Linked DNA regions of Homo sapiens: region 2 is linked to region 1. The links are chromatin contacts, found by Hi-C or POLR2A ChIA-PET in ENCODE. All regions are on one chromosome and are shown on one strand. The core of a region is the stretch at or near the end of the contact, and the rest is flanking DNA. Distances in the headings are between cores, read along the strand shown. Region 1 overlaps PECAM1 (platelet and endothelial cell adhesion molecule 1). Region 2 holds the start of TEX2 (testis expressed 2).

What was found. A loop is a pair of places that touch in the nucleus more often than their neighbours do. ChIA-PET counts read pairs that join two places held with the same protein, here RNA polymerase II (POLR2A). Pooled maps may share reads with other maps.
Region 2: a loop to region 1 is called in a pooled map, with 2.3 times the contacts of the local background. The contact joins the promoter of TEX2 here to the enhancer-like site in region 1. A Hi-C loop is called at or near these places in 1 of 168 maps with a recorded cell type or tissue (Ramos) and 2 of 50 pooled maps. POLR2A ChIA-PET finds 5 or more read pairs at or near these places in 1 of 52 experiments (activated naive CD8-positive, alpha-beta T cell).

Annotation. Positions count from the first base shown.
Region 1 is chr17:64,341,557-64,347,743 of GRCh38, reverse strand. PECAM1 (platelet and endothelial cell adhesion molecule 1) reads left to right here. Exons shown (of 16, transcript NM_000442.5): 14 at 6,054-6,110. Among named protein-coding and RNA genes, the nearest start is that of PECAM1, 46 kb to the left of the region's middle. Within about 2 kb of position 3,248, at least 21 of the 41 ENCODE cell types and tissues checked have a DNase peak (open chromatin) inside an H3K27ac peak, as active enhancers do.
Region 2 is chr17:64,261,087-64,267,273 of GRCh38, reverse strand. It overlaps TEX2 (testis expressed 2), which reads left to right and starts at 4,014. Exons shown (of 12, transcript NM_001288732.2): 1 at 4,014-4,106. RefSeq lists a silencer at 3,817-4,426.

The sequences.
Region 1 (6,187 bases), core at 1,999-4,498:
ATATATATATATATATAAAATATATAATATATATAATATATAAATATAAATACATATATAATATATATGTTTTCTTTGTGTATAATATATATTTTATAATATTTTATATATTTTTATTTTTTATTTTTATATATTTTATATATAATATTTTTATATTTATATTATTTATATATTTTTTATTTTATATATATATATATATTTTTTTTTTCTTTGTTGAGACGGAGTCTCACTCTGTGCCCAGGCTGGAGTGCAGTTGCGAGATCTCAGCTCACTGCAACCTCTGCCTCCGGGTTAAAGCGATTCTCCTGCCTCAGCCTCCCGAGTAGCTGGGATTACAGGCATGCACCGCCACAGCCGGCTAATTTATTTATTTTTTTTTTGTATTTTTAGTAGAGATGGGATTTCACCATGTTGGCCAGCGTGAACTCGAACTTCTGACTTCAAAAGATCCACCCCCCTCAGCCTCCCAAAGTGCTGGGATTACAGGTGTGAGCCACCACACTCGGCCTCAATAATTTTAAAAATTAATTAAAGAAAAATAGAGACAGGGTTTCGCCATGTTGCCCTGGCTGGTCTCAAATTCCCGGGCTCAAGCAATCTGCCCACTTTTGTCTCCCAAAGTGCTGGGATTACAGGCGAAGCCACCACACCTGGCCATTTTTGATAATTATTAGTTATGATACTACTAATAATAGGTAAGATTTATTGAGCACTTACTAAGTGCCAGGGAATTAGGAAGTACTGAGCAATTTGTCCCTTCCAGAGGTAGACCCCCTGCCAAACCCAGTGTGTTCCTAAAGTTGCTTGTGCAGACTGAATGTGTGTCAATCAAATGCATGTTTCAAGATATCGAGTGCTTTGCCATTTAGAGGGACACTTAGGTAAAGGCTTTTGAAAGCACAAGATCCCTGTCCGTGTGAGCAGTGGCACTGATTTTACACCTTGGGTTTTGTTTTTGTGTATGTGGTTCTCTCAAGGGCAGGCTGGCCTGGAAGTCCCTGTCTCTGGTTCTATGCTGGGGAAATGGATGCAGAGTGGGCTGCTCCATAGAAAATGCTAGAACATCAATCTCGTTTGTTTTGGGCACCATAAAAAACATGCATCTCCTGGCCAGGCACGGTGGCTCACACTTGTAAACCTAGTACTTTGGGAGGCCAAGGCAGGTGGATCACTTGAGGCCAGGAGTTCGAGACCAGCCTGGCCAACATGGTGAAACCCTGTCTCTACTAAAAATACAAAAATTAGCTGGGCGTGGTGGCGCATGCCTGTAATCCATCTACTGGGGAGGCTGAGGCAGAAGAATCGCTTGAACCCGGGAGGCAGAGGTTGCAGTGAGCCAGGATCAAGCCACTGCTCTCCAGCCTGGGTGGCAGAGCAAGACTCCGTCTAAAAAAAAATTAAAAATGCATCTCCTAACTGTCCTCCTCCTTTGCGAACCCAGATTGGGCAGTACACAGTCCCCGGGGGTCACTGCACACTCCTGCATGCTCAAAGGAAACAGTGGCTCCTGCACGCTCAAAGGAAGCAGTCTCAGAACCTTCCTGCCCAGCTGGGAAGCTCCCTGGGATCATTGCCATCTGTCTCCCTTCCTCTGAGGCTAACCCCAGGCTGCATCCACCTAGCCAGGCAGGCCTGGGGTAGTTTTCCTGACTGTGCAGGCTGAATGCGTGCAGTTTTCCAGGCCGTGCCAGCCACTAGCCAGACCACATGGCAATGGGGTCCTGAAATCACCCCTTGCTCCATGATCTGGGAGGAGTCTTGGACTTCTCCTTGTCTTCTCTTTTTGAGCCTGGGCTGAGTGTCAGCAGCTGTATGCACAGAACTTTCCTTACAGGGATGCCCCGTAGAGCCGCTGGGCTGTGTGCTGCACCACTGGGGCACATTCCCATAGCCTACCAACAGAATGGCCCCCGGGGGTTGTGTACTGCCCAATCTGCACAACTCACTTCCAAGTCTAGACTGGACCTGAGAGGGGTGGGGAACGCGGCAGGCCTGAAGCTCTCTTCCTCATTTTTTTTTTTTTTTTTTTTTTATGACAGTCTTGCTCTTGTTGCCCAGGCTGGAATGCAATGGCACAGTTTCGGCACACTGCTTCCTCTGCTTCCCGGGTTCAAGCTATTCTCCTGCCTCAGCCTCCTGAGTAGCTGGGGTTACAGGCGCCCACCACCATCCCCGGCTAATTTTTGTATTTTTAGTAGAGACAGGGTTTCACCATGTTGGCCAGGCTGGTCTCCAACTCCTGACCTCAGGTGATCCACCCGCCTTGACCACCCAAAGTGCCGGGATTACAGGTGTGAACCACCAGGCCTGGCCTCTTCCTCTTTATTTCATTGTAGAGTGATTGACTCGTTGAGATAACAAATTGTGATTAAGGCCCTACGCAGGCAGCACAAGCACATACAGACCCTCCCTTGTGGAGGGACAGCCTGAGAGGCAGCCAGGAACACACTGCAGCAAAGCCCTCCTAACCTTCAGGGATCACCTAACCTTCAGTGATCTGCCCACCTCAGCCTCCCAAAGTGCTGGGATTACAAGCATGAGCCACTGCGCCCGGCCCTGGTTTTCTTTTTCTTGCTCAAAGGTGGGGAAGGGTTGAAGGGACAAGAAGGAGGTATTGTAATCCCAGCACTTTGGGAGGCAGAGGCGAGAGGATCACTTGAGCCCAGGCATTCAAGACCAGCCTGGGCAACAAAGCAAGAACTTATTTCTACAAAAAATTTAAAAATAAGGAGGTATCGAGACCCTCCAGGATTGGGTGAAGCAGAGGCGGTCAGCATGTGCCCTCCTTGCCAAGCTGTGCAGCTGCAGGGATGCCATCACCTAACTGGTCCCTCTTTCCCCATTTGCACAAAAGCTGTGTGGGCTGCAGAGGTCCAGGTAGACCCGTAAAGAGGGTCACTTGGGGGCAATGGAGAGCTTTTTGGGAATTCAATTTGAGTTTTCTAGACCCGTCCTCCTCCTTGGCAGCTAAGGAGCAGTGTGGGAAGTCAGGCCTGAGCCTCAGGTGTTCCCTCTCTGCCTTCCTGTGGGTGGAGAGCCAGGTATTACCAGGTACGAAAAGGGGCTTTGTGGGTACAAGGCCAGTGGTGAGTACATTTGACCTGGTCTTGACCAAGCCAGTTCCCTGCTCTCAAGACTTCCTCCTCCTATGGAGGAGGGGTTGGGAACCACATCCAGCTCTGACCCTAGTGGCAGCCGACCAAGTGGTCACTTGGGGTGGAGGAGGGGCAGGAAGGAACTCAGTAAATCCTGGTTTGCTGCATGTTTGCTCTGAGACTAATTGCTGGGAAAACCCCATGACGTTGAAGCCATCTCCTTCTCTGTTAACACAGAGAAAAACAGAAGCCAAAATAAAGCCCCATCCGGAAACATCCCTGACAGCAGAGACAAAGAGCCTGCCAGCCTGGTTTACTCATTAGCAAGCAGCTGCTGCCGTGGAGTGGGTGGGGAGGAGAGGTAGTGATGAGCTGCAACTCTGCCTGCCCACCCATCACTTAACTGGGCAGATTTGGGGGCAGCTGCAACTCTAGAAGCTCCACCAAGAAGCAGAAACCCCCAGGCCCAAACACCAAGCCCTCTCCCTCCATTTATTCCTCACCTGCCCCAGCCCCCACTGTGGGCCTGGGTCGGAGGGTGAGCTGGCCGTGACCACCCCACCATGCGCCTGGTATATGGTGTTTGATAGCATTTGTTGCAGTGTCTGCGTTGTTTGTGCACCTGTCTGCCTCGCAGCCTGGAGCTCCTGAAAGCTGGGACCAGGCCCGATCACCTTTCCTCTTCCACAGTGCGGGGTTCACACTAGGTGTCTAGGATTCTGCTGAGTGAGTGATTTGGCCAGGCCTGACATCAAGCAGAGGGTGTCTTGGGGATGTGGAGGATCCCCCAATAGGGTTGGGGATCCCTACAGCTTTCCTTGAGGCCCCCACATCTGGTGCCACAGAAAGAGAGTGAGGGGTGTGTGGGCATCTCTGCTGTCCCAGCAGTGTGGTGCCCTGGTAGCTCAGCCACTCTACTGAGTTCCAAATCCTGTTTGGTGCCCTGGGGAAGTCAGTGTAAGGCCCTAGTCACCCCAAATGCCCCAAGTTCAACTGTAGGGATCTGACCCACCCCCAGGCTTTCTCCTCACAAATGGTTCCTGACACAGGAGCCACCACCATTACTGTCACTTCAAACTTGGACAGGTGCCCCCAGGCAGCTGAGCAAGCCTAGGAATGGGACATGTCCAAGACCCCAGCTGTCACCCCATAGGAGGTCGGGGTCTGCCAGGGAGACGGACTTGGGAACAAGTCACATCGGTGTGTTGTGGACAAATGTCACCAACATGCTGTGGAGCTCAGGGGGCCCTGTAACTTCCCAGGGCACAGAGGGAGAGTGAGTGTGGGTGTGTTGGTACATGCGTGAAGCTCCACCAGGGTCGTGGGGAAATGGGGCAAGGAGAAAGGGCAGTGCTGGCTGTGGAGGAGTGTGTGTGGGGCCAGGAAGTGAGAGTGGGGTGTCCCTGGAGCATGGTGAGACAAGGGCATCTCAGTGCAGGTAGAGTCCAGGGTCACACCCCAGCCATTCACTCCGAGGAGGGAAATGCACTGACCATGGCACAGGAAGCCCCTTACCCTATCTGGGGCTTCCTTTCCCCATCTGTAAAAGGAGAACAGTGGCCCACACGACATCAGGCTCTTTTCTACAGTGAGGCTTCCTGGGCCTTTGTGCAGGTGACAGGAGCTGGGAAGTGGCCAGGTTCCATCCTGTTTCCTCAGGGTTGGTGGGTATGTATGTGTGTGCACACCCTGTGTGCATGAGTGTGTGCACACCCAGATTGCATGTTTGTACATACAGTGTGTATACAATGTGTGTAGACACATCCTACACACTGTATGAGGGTATACATAGCATGTATACACATTGTGTGCATGAGTGTGCGTGTGTATATGCTGTGTGTGTATTTTTGTATACACATCCTGTGCCCATACCCCAGTGTAAGGTAAACAGATGGCAGGAAGGGCGCCCTTGAGTCTCCTCCAGGTATACGCCACACCCTGGGTCAGTCATCATGCTGCCATATTGAGAGGGTCTAGCCCAGAGGATCTCAGCCCTGTCTGCATATTAGGGCCCCTGAGGAGATCCTAAAAAACCAGCACCAGGGACCCCCCCAGACCAATCCAACCAGAAGCTGCAGTGAGGCCCAGGAGCCAGCAGTGAAAACAGCCAGCCCAGCTGTCTATCCCTGTAAGAGTTCTCAGTCCCAGCTATTCCTAGGGTCACTGACAACCCCCAGGCTCTAACCCAGACCTCAGGATCTCGTTCTGGATCCCGGGGTCTGGGCTCTCAGGTGATTGGGAGGCCATAGCCCAACCCTGCGTTGAGGGACCTGGCAGAATGTCTGGACAAGGGTCACGGTGGCAGGGGAAGAGGAGTGGGGCCAGCAAGCTGGAGGCTGCAGGCCCTTGCTGGGGGCCTCTCCATCCGTGGCCCCTCAGGTCCAGGGTTCCTCTGGTGCATGTGGCCCTGCTCCACAATGGCCTGCTGACCTCCTATTCCCAGACTGGGAGTGACGCTCGTTAGACCAAGACCTTCTTCTTCTTCTTTTTTTTTTTTTTGAGGTGGTGTGTCACTGTGTTGCCCAGGCTGGAGTGCAGTGGCGCAATCTTGGCTCACTGCAACCTCTGCATCCTGGGTTCAAGCGATTCTCGTCCCTTAGCTCTCGAGTAACTGGGATCACAGGCACGCACCACCATGCCCGGCTAATTTTTTGAATTTTTAGTAGAGACGGGGTTTCGCCATGTTGGCCAGAATGGTCTCAACCTCCTGACCTCAAGTGATCTGCCCCCCTCACCCTCCCAAAGTGCTGGGATTACAGGTATGAGCCACCTTGCCCAGCCAGGATCTTCTAACATCAGAAATGACAAGGTCTCTGGGTGCTTCTGGACCTGGTTCTGGTGGGGTGCAGTGGTGGGGTACAGCCTTGCCTGCAGAGCCTCAGACCTTTTCCTATGACTGCAGTGGACTGACCTCGTTCCCAGAGGCAGCTACTAACTTATGCCTGGTCCTTTTTCCAGATCTAGGAAAGAAGGACACAGAGACAGTGTACAGTGAAGTCCGGAAAGCTGTCCCTGGTGAGTGAGGGTCTCCAGTGCCCCAGCCTGGGGGATGCCCCCTAGAATCACTGATGGGGCCTTGGGAGTGGGCAGAG
Region 2 (6,187 bases), core at 2,765-5,264, 81 kb after region 1:
CATGATGATCCCTAATCTTTGTTAGATATACAAGTGGATCAACTTTTTGGTTTTCTGTACTTCTTAACCATTTCTGTCTCCAAGAATGCAATGTCAAAAACAGAATTAAAAATCTTAGGCTGGGCATACTGGCTCATGCCTAATCCCAGCACTTTGGGATACCGAGGCAGGAGGATCATTTGAGCCCAAGGGTTCATGACCAGCCTGGGACAACACAGCAAGACCTCATCTCTACAAAAAGTAGAAAGAAATTAGCCAGGCATGGTGGCGCATGCCTGTAGTCCCAGCTACTCAGGAGGCTGAGGTGGGAGGATCACTGGAACCCAGGAGGTCAAGGCTGCAGTGAGCCATGAGTGTGCCAGTGCACTCTAGCCTGGGTGACGGAGAAAGACCCTGTTTCAAAACAAAAAATAAAATCTTAGAGCATTTTTTGGTTTGTTTAGAAATTGGTGAGAAAATAGGGATTATCTTGAAATGCAATAATTGGGAATCTTTCAAGTATATCAGAACCTATGTGGGCTTAACCTGATAGTTGAAACCTGGGTTTCAAGAGAGCCTGGCATGAGGGTTGAGGGGTTGGGGGTAGAGAAAGAGGGGAGAGTATTAGCTTGGGCTTGCATTTCTGTGACTTAAGATCCTACTCTAGGTGAAAAAATTTAGATCACTTGGTACATGCTATACATATAGAGTAGCTATCTGGGGGACAAAGTAAGGAATCTTGCTTGATATCTGAATTTAGCCTCACAATCCCTAACCTTTTTCAGAGGTACTACAATGAGTCACAGATGCCAAGCTCTAAAATCACTCTTTTAAGCATGATTTGAGCCAGGCACAGTGGCTCACGCCTGTAATCTCAGCAGTTTGGGAGAGGTTGAGGCAAGAGGATCGCTTGCACCCAGGAGTTTGAGACCAGCCCTGGCAACATGGCAAGACCCCATCTCAAAAAAGCCTGGTGGTTACGGTCATGAATGCTGGCTCTTCCTTCAACTAGCCCTGCTATCCTGGACACATCACTAATCTGTGAACTTCAGTTTCTGCATCCATAAAAAGGAGAAAATAATGGTCATATCTACCCTAAAGAGTTACTGTAAGGTTTCAGTGAACTGCTATGTTCCAGGGACTTGGCATAGTACCTGGCACATAGTAACCTCTTAATAGGTAGGAAACAGGCCAGGCGCAGTGGCTCACACCTGTAATCCCAGGACTTTGGGAGGCCGAGGCTGAGGTGGGCAGATCACCTGAGCTCAAGAGTTCAAGACCAGCCTGGCCAACATGGTGAAACCTTGTATCTACTAAAAATAAAAATAAAAAAAATTAGCCAGGTGTGGTGGCGTGTGCCTGTAGTCCCAGCTACTCAGGGAGGCTGAGGCAGGAGAATTGCTTGAAACCAGGAGTTTGAGACCAGCCTGGACAACATGGTCTCAAACTCTTGGGCTCTCCTCCTGAGCGGGGGTTGCAGTGAGCCAAGGTCACGCCACTGCACTCCCGCCTGGGCAACATGACAGAGGCTGACTCCATCTCAAAAAAAAAAAAAAAAAAAAAGGTAGGAAACATTATTGTGTTATGATATGTTCATTTATTTTTCAATGCATCCAAATTCCTCAGATTTCAAAAAGAAGGGATCCTTCTAAGTGTTCATGCTGGATCTTACTGGCTTCTAGTTTGAGATCTGGTTGGTAGTGTATTAATTAATTTAATGCTTACGTGGAGCTTGGTAGGGAAAGGAGGTTGGTGGGCACTCTGAGAGGCACATTGCCAGCTTCCAAGGACCTTTGCAAGGGGCAGCTCCAGGGCCCCTACCCTTTCTCTCTCTCTCTCCCTGAGGCAGGGGGCTGAAGATGTGGCCAAGGAGAGCTTCAGGCTGTGTCTCCATTGGTAACTGCCTTTGTTGCACATTTCCAGAAAACCACAACTGGAAACCTCTTCTGTTGGGACATGAATTCTTTTTCCTTTGGGAAGGGCAACAGAAGCAAGTGGTGATCCCAGGCAGTAATGCCTGCAGCCCAGAGACTGCATTCTCATGAGGCTGATCAATCCTTGTGCAGAGTTGTCCCTGGCAACACAACATCCATCAGAAATCACAGCACAAACAGGGTTATTGTGTGGAGGCCATTCCAAGAGCCTGAGATCTGTGTGGGAGGCAGCTGACCTGCAAGATCTAGTGGGCGAGGGCTGACCTCCAAGTCTGAGGACAATGACTTCTGGGTCAGGCAGGTGTCTGGGATACTAGGAAGGGGAGAGGAATGTTGCCAGGAGGGTAGGCAGGGCTTGCTGGCATTGGAATGAGGCACCAGAGTAGCAGGGCATTCTTCTGGGATCATGACTGGGCCTGGTGGTGAGCCGGAGTGTGTCTGCCATTAAGATATTTATGCACTGTCTCACGGGTCAGAGAACTAGCCTGGCTTCCCTCTGCTTGAGGCATCAAATCTTCTTCCTGCTTGAGGATTTCAATCTTTCAGATGTTGTTTCATCTGGGTCCAGTGCCCTTCTACACTCAGTTCTTGGCATGACTTATTCTGTTATGAGTGTCTTAGTAGGTGACCTCCTCCCTTACTAGCAAGTCTCCCAACCATATTACTAATTCTGAGGATGAAAGGAGTTTGGCTTTCATTTTGCCAATTGAATTTGAATTTCATGACTATGATAGACTCAAAACACGCACCTGAGTGTGGTCCTTGTACCACTTGCATTAGAATCACCTGGAGGGAGGGGTGTCGAAGGCCATCTCAGACTTACTGAATTACAGGTTCTGGGGTGGGACTTAGAGATCTTCATGTTAAAACCCTCCAGGATGATCTGACGTTGAAGATCTGACATTTGGGACCCACTAATGCAGGAGACACACTGACACATCTGTTTGTTGTCTTGGTCCTTTCTTGTGGTGGGTGGGAAGTGCAGAGGGGCAAGGACTACGGGGGAAGGGGGAACTCTCCCTATGTGCCAGTGCTTCTGCCAGCCAACCCAGGTTCGCAGAAGATAAATGCACAATGGGCATTGCCATCCCAGGAAGCTCATTCTAAGTGAGAATTTACCTCGAGAAGTCACTTTACCTCTCTGAGCCTCAGATATTGCCTCTCTAAAAATGAGTAGTTAATACTATATAAGTTCTAAGCTCTAAGAACTCGTGGCCAGGCGCGGTGGCTCACGCCTGTAATCCCAGTACTTTGGGAGGCTGGGTCCGGCGGATCACGAGGTCAAGAGACCGAGACCATCCTGGCCAACATGGTGAAACCCCGTCTCTACTAAAAATACAAAAATTAGCTGGGCATGGTGGCACGCGCCTGTAATCCCAGCTACTCGGAAGGCTGAGGCAGGAGAATCGCTTTAACCCAGGAGGCGGAGGTTGCAGTGAGCCCAGATGACGGCACTGCACTCCAGCCTGGCGACAGAGCGAGACTCCGTCTCAAACAAAAAAACTAGTAACAGAGTTAGTTCAGGATAGGATGTGGTAGTGTGGTAGTCAGGTGGGGGAAGTACATAATGCGGGAAACTGGGAATTTGCCTTTTTAAATCAATGTCTGCAGTTGGATGGGGATAGATACGTCTGATGGCCCTCTAAAATGCAAATCGAGTGAATTTGCCCAGGGGGATACCCCTGGTTCTCCGCGCCTCAGTCACCCCACCTCAACCCCCAGCCCTCGTCTCAAGGGCACTTGTTGCTGCTAGACTGCAGGAAGAGGAAATTAAGAAGTGCAAAGAGCTGGGGACAGTGTGCAGCCCCGTTGGGAGAGTGAAGCTTTTGTCCCCCTCACCTGGGGCTCTTCCAGGTAACCCTCCCCACCACTCCTCTCCCTAGCTCCAAGGGCGGTGGCCCCTTTAACAGACCTGACAAATCGCTCCCCCATTTCCGCGGCCTCACCTCGGCGCGCGGTAGAACTGGATTGGTTGGGCCTGGCGTGCCGTTTGCTCCGCCCCCGCGCCCTCTGGTTGGCGGCGGCGGCCGCGGGCGCGGGGCGGGTCCGCCGGCGGGGCGGGGCGGCGTGTGCCCGGGGGCGGGCGGGCGGCAGGGCAGCAGGACCGCGGCCGGTGCCCCAGCCGAAGCCGGAGTCGCGCGGCCGGGAGCACGGGCGCCGGCATAGTACAATGAGGCAGCCAGCGGATCTTGGGTGAGCAGTCTCAGGGCCAGGCGGGGGCGGTGGAGGGAGCGCCCCGCGGATAAGGCCCGGGCTGGGCGCGGATCGACCCCGCGGGCTTCAAAGTACCGGTCGGGTCCGGCGGCCCTTGGCGTGGCGGGGCTCGGCCCCCCACCCCGCTGTCATGGTTCAGGTATTGAAGGGGACGCCCACCCGCGACACCCCCGGGCAATCCCTTCCTTCGGGGCCCCGCCGGATGGCTCGGGCTCGACTCCGGCGGGAGGAGCTGCCGGCCCCGTCCCCTCAGCCTGCGGTCCCCGGCCCCGGGCAGGGAGGCACCGTCACGCGCAAACTAGAGGAAAACGGCTTGCAATTTTATGAATGGGGCCCCGGGTTCCTGCCGCCCCCCTCACCGGCGACGCGAAATGCTTGAAAGTCGAGAACCGCAGTTACTTTTACTCGAATCTGTCAGAGGTTGTATGCGCCCCGGTGGTTTTTCTCCAACTCCTGGAGAACGCGGGTGGCGGTGGGGTGGTTTGTGTGCTTTAGCAGGGAGGCGGCGGCGTGCCGAAATCCGGGGGATCGGAAGGTTAACAAGTGACATTGGGCTGAGGCCTAGCGCCAGGTGCCTTGCGGGGAGGCGGTGTGGCCGTGGACGCCGTCGCTGCTGGCTGCTGAGCACGGAAACCATACGGTGGAACCGGAGAAGGCGGGGAACGGCTGGCCACATTGCACCACACGCTGCCTAGAGCGTACGGCTGCCATGGGAGTTGGTGCAGGGGAGTCTTCCCCTTTTGAAAACGATTTTTGGAAAACTTAGCCCCTCAGTGGGTTGATAGTTACTTAAACCATCGGTTGTTATGGTTACTGGGCGTCAAATGTAAGGGCAAAGTCTGTTTCCACCCTCGCTCTTTCTCCAGAGCTATGAAGTACTTTGTCACTGTGTTTTACAGACACTGTCCAGGGAGGACATCCTTTTTTAGAGTTGAGGGAAAATTGTGGGCTCCTTGAGGGCAGGGCTCGTGCCACGTTCACGTTTGAAGTGCCAGCGTCTTCACACCATCACCGCTCTGCACATGCATTAAAAGGAATGAGGCTTTTACATGTTTTGAGGATTCTCAGAGGATTCAGAGGAGTCATTTCAGGAGCCAGGTGTAAGCTGGAGGGGAAACAACGAGTGACTTTTATATGGAAAACAATAAGGAAAAATGGAGGGCAGGTTATCCTTGAACTCTGGAGTATGGGGAGTTTGAGGAGTCTAGGTTTGTGAGTTTTAGGGCTGGGTCACACAGAGACGCTTGTCTCATATTGGAAGAATGAAACTGCCATTTCTGTTAGCTCTTACCTAGCCCATAAACAATATTCTTTCAGATTCTCCCCAAAAATGGTAGTTGGTCTAAAGTTATGGTAAACAAGCCCCCTGAGGTGATGTGGATAGAGTGGGATTTTGCCATATCATTTCTTTCTTTTTTTTCTGGGCCCCTTTGGGAGTGTGAAGGCTTGGAGGGAGAGGATGTGGAGGGCTCTGGGTGAACTGAACTTGCTTGCATGTTTATCTCCAGTAAAAGGCACTGTGCCTGAGAGGAAGGAGATTAACAAATTGATTCAGATCAGAAGATGGTGGTAATTGAGTCTACTGACAAGCAACCGAGGGGCTGGGACAGACGAGGAGGGAGGAAAAATTCAGGAGTTTGGTTTGGGCTGATTGTTGGAGGTCTGAAGAGCAAGTTATGTCATCGTGAGAGAAGATTAGACACAGCATATACCAAACATAATGTTCATTATTAGAGGTTATGTTAGAATGCTTCTGGAGAAGAAGCAGGAAAGATTAGGCTTTTCGATAGAATAAATACGTAGCATGTTTTGGACAAAAAGCAGTTGCCTGGAGTTAAAAAAGAAATTATTTATTAAAATAATAATAATTTTGCTGTATGCCAGAAACTGCTAGACATTATAGAAATGATGGAGGGTTTTTTTGTTTTTAAAGGATGAAGAGTTTGTTTCTATATGCCATATTAGTTGCCTTTCCTTCAAGTCAAATGCTTCTGTTTTCTGGAAGGTTTTCTGAATCCCTTGAGGAAAGAGAGGGGAGAACTGCACAGTTTATTACTTAA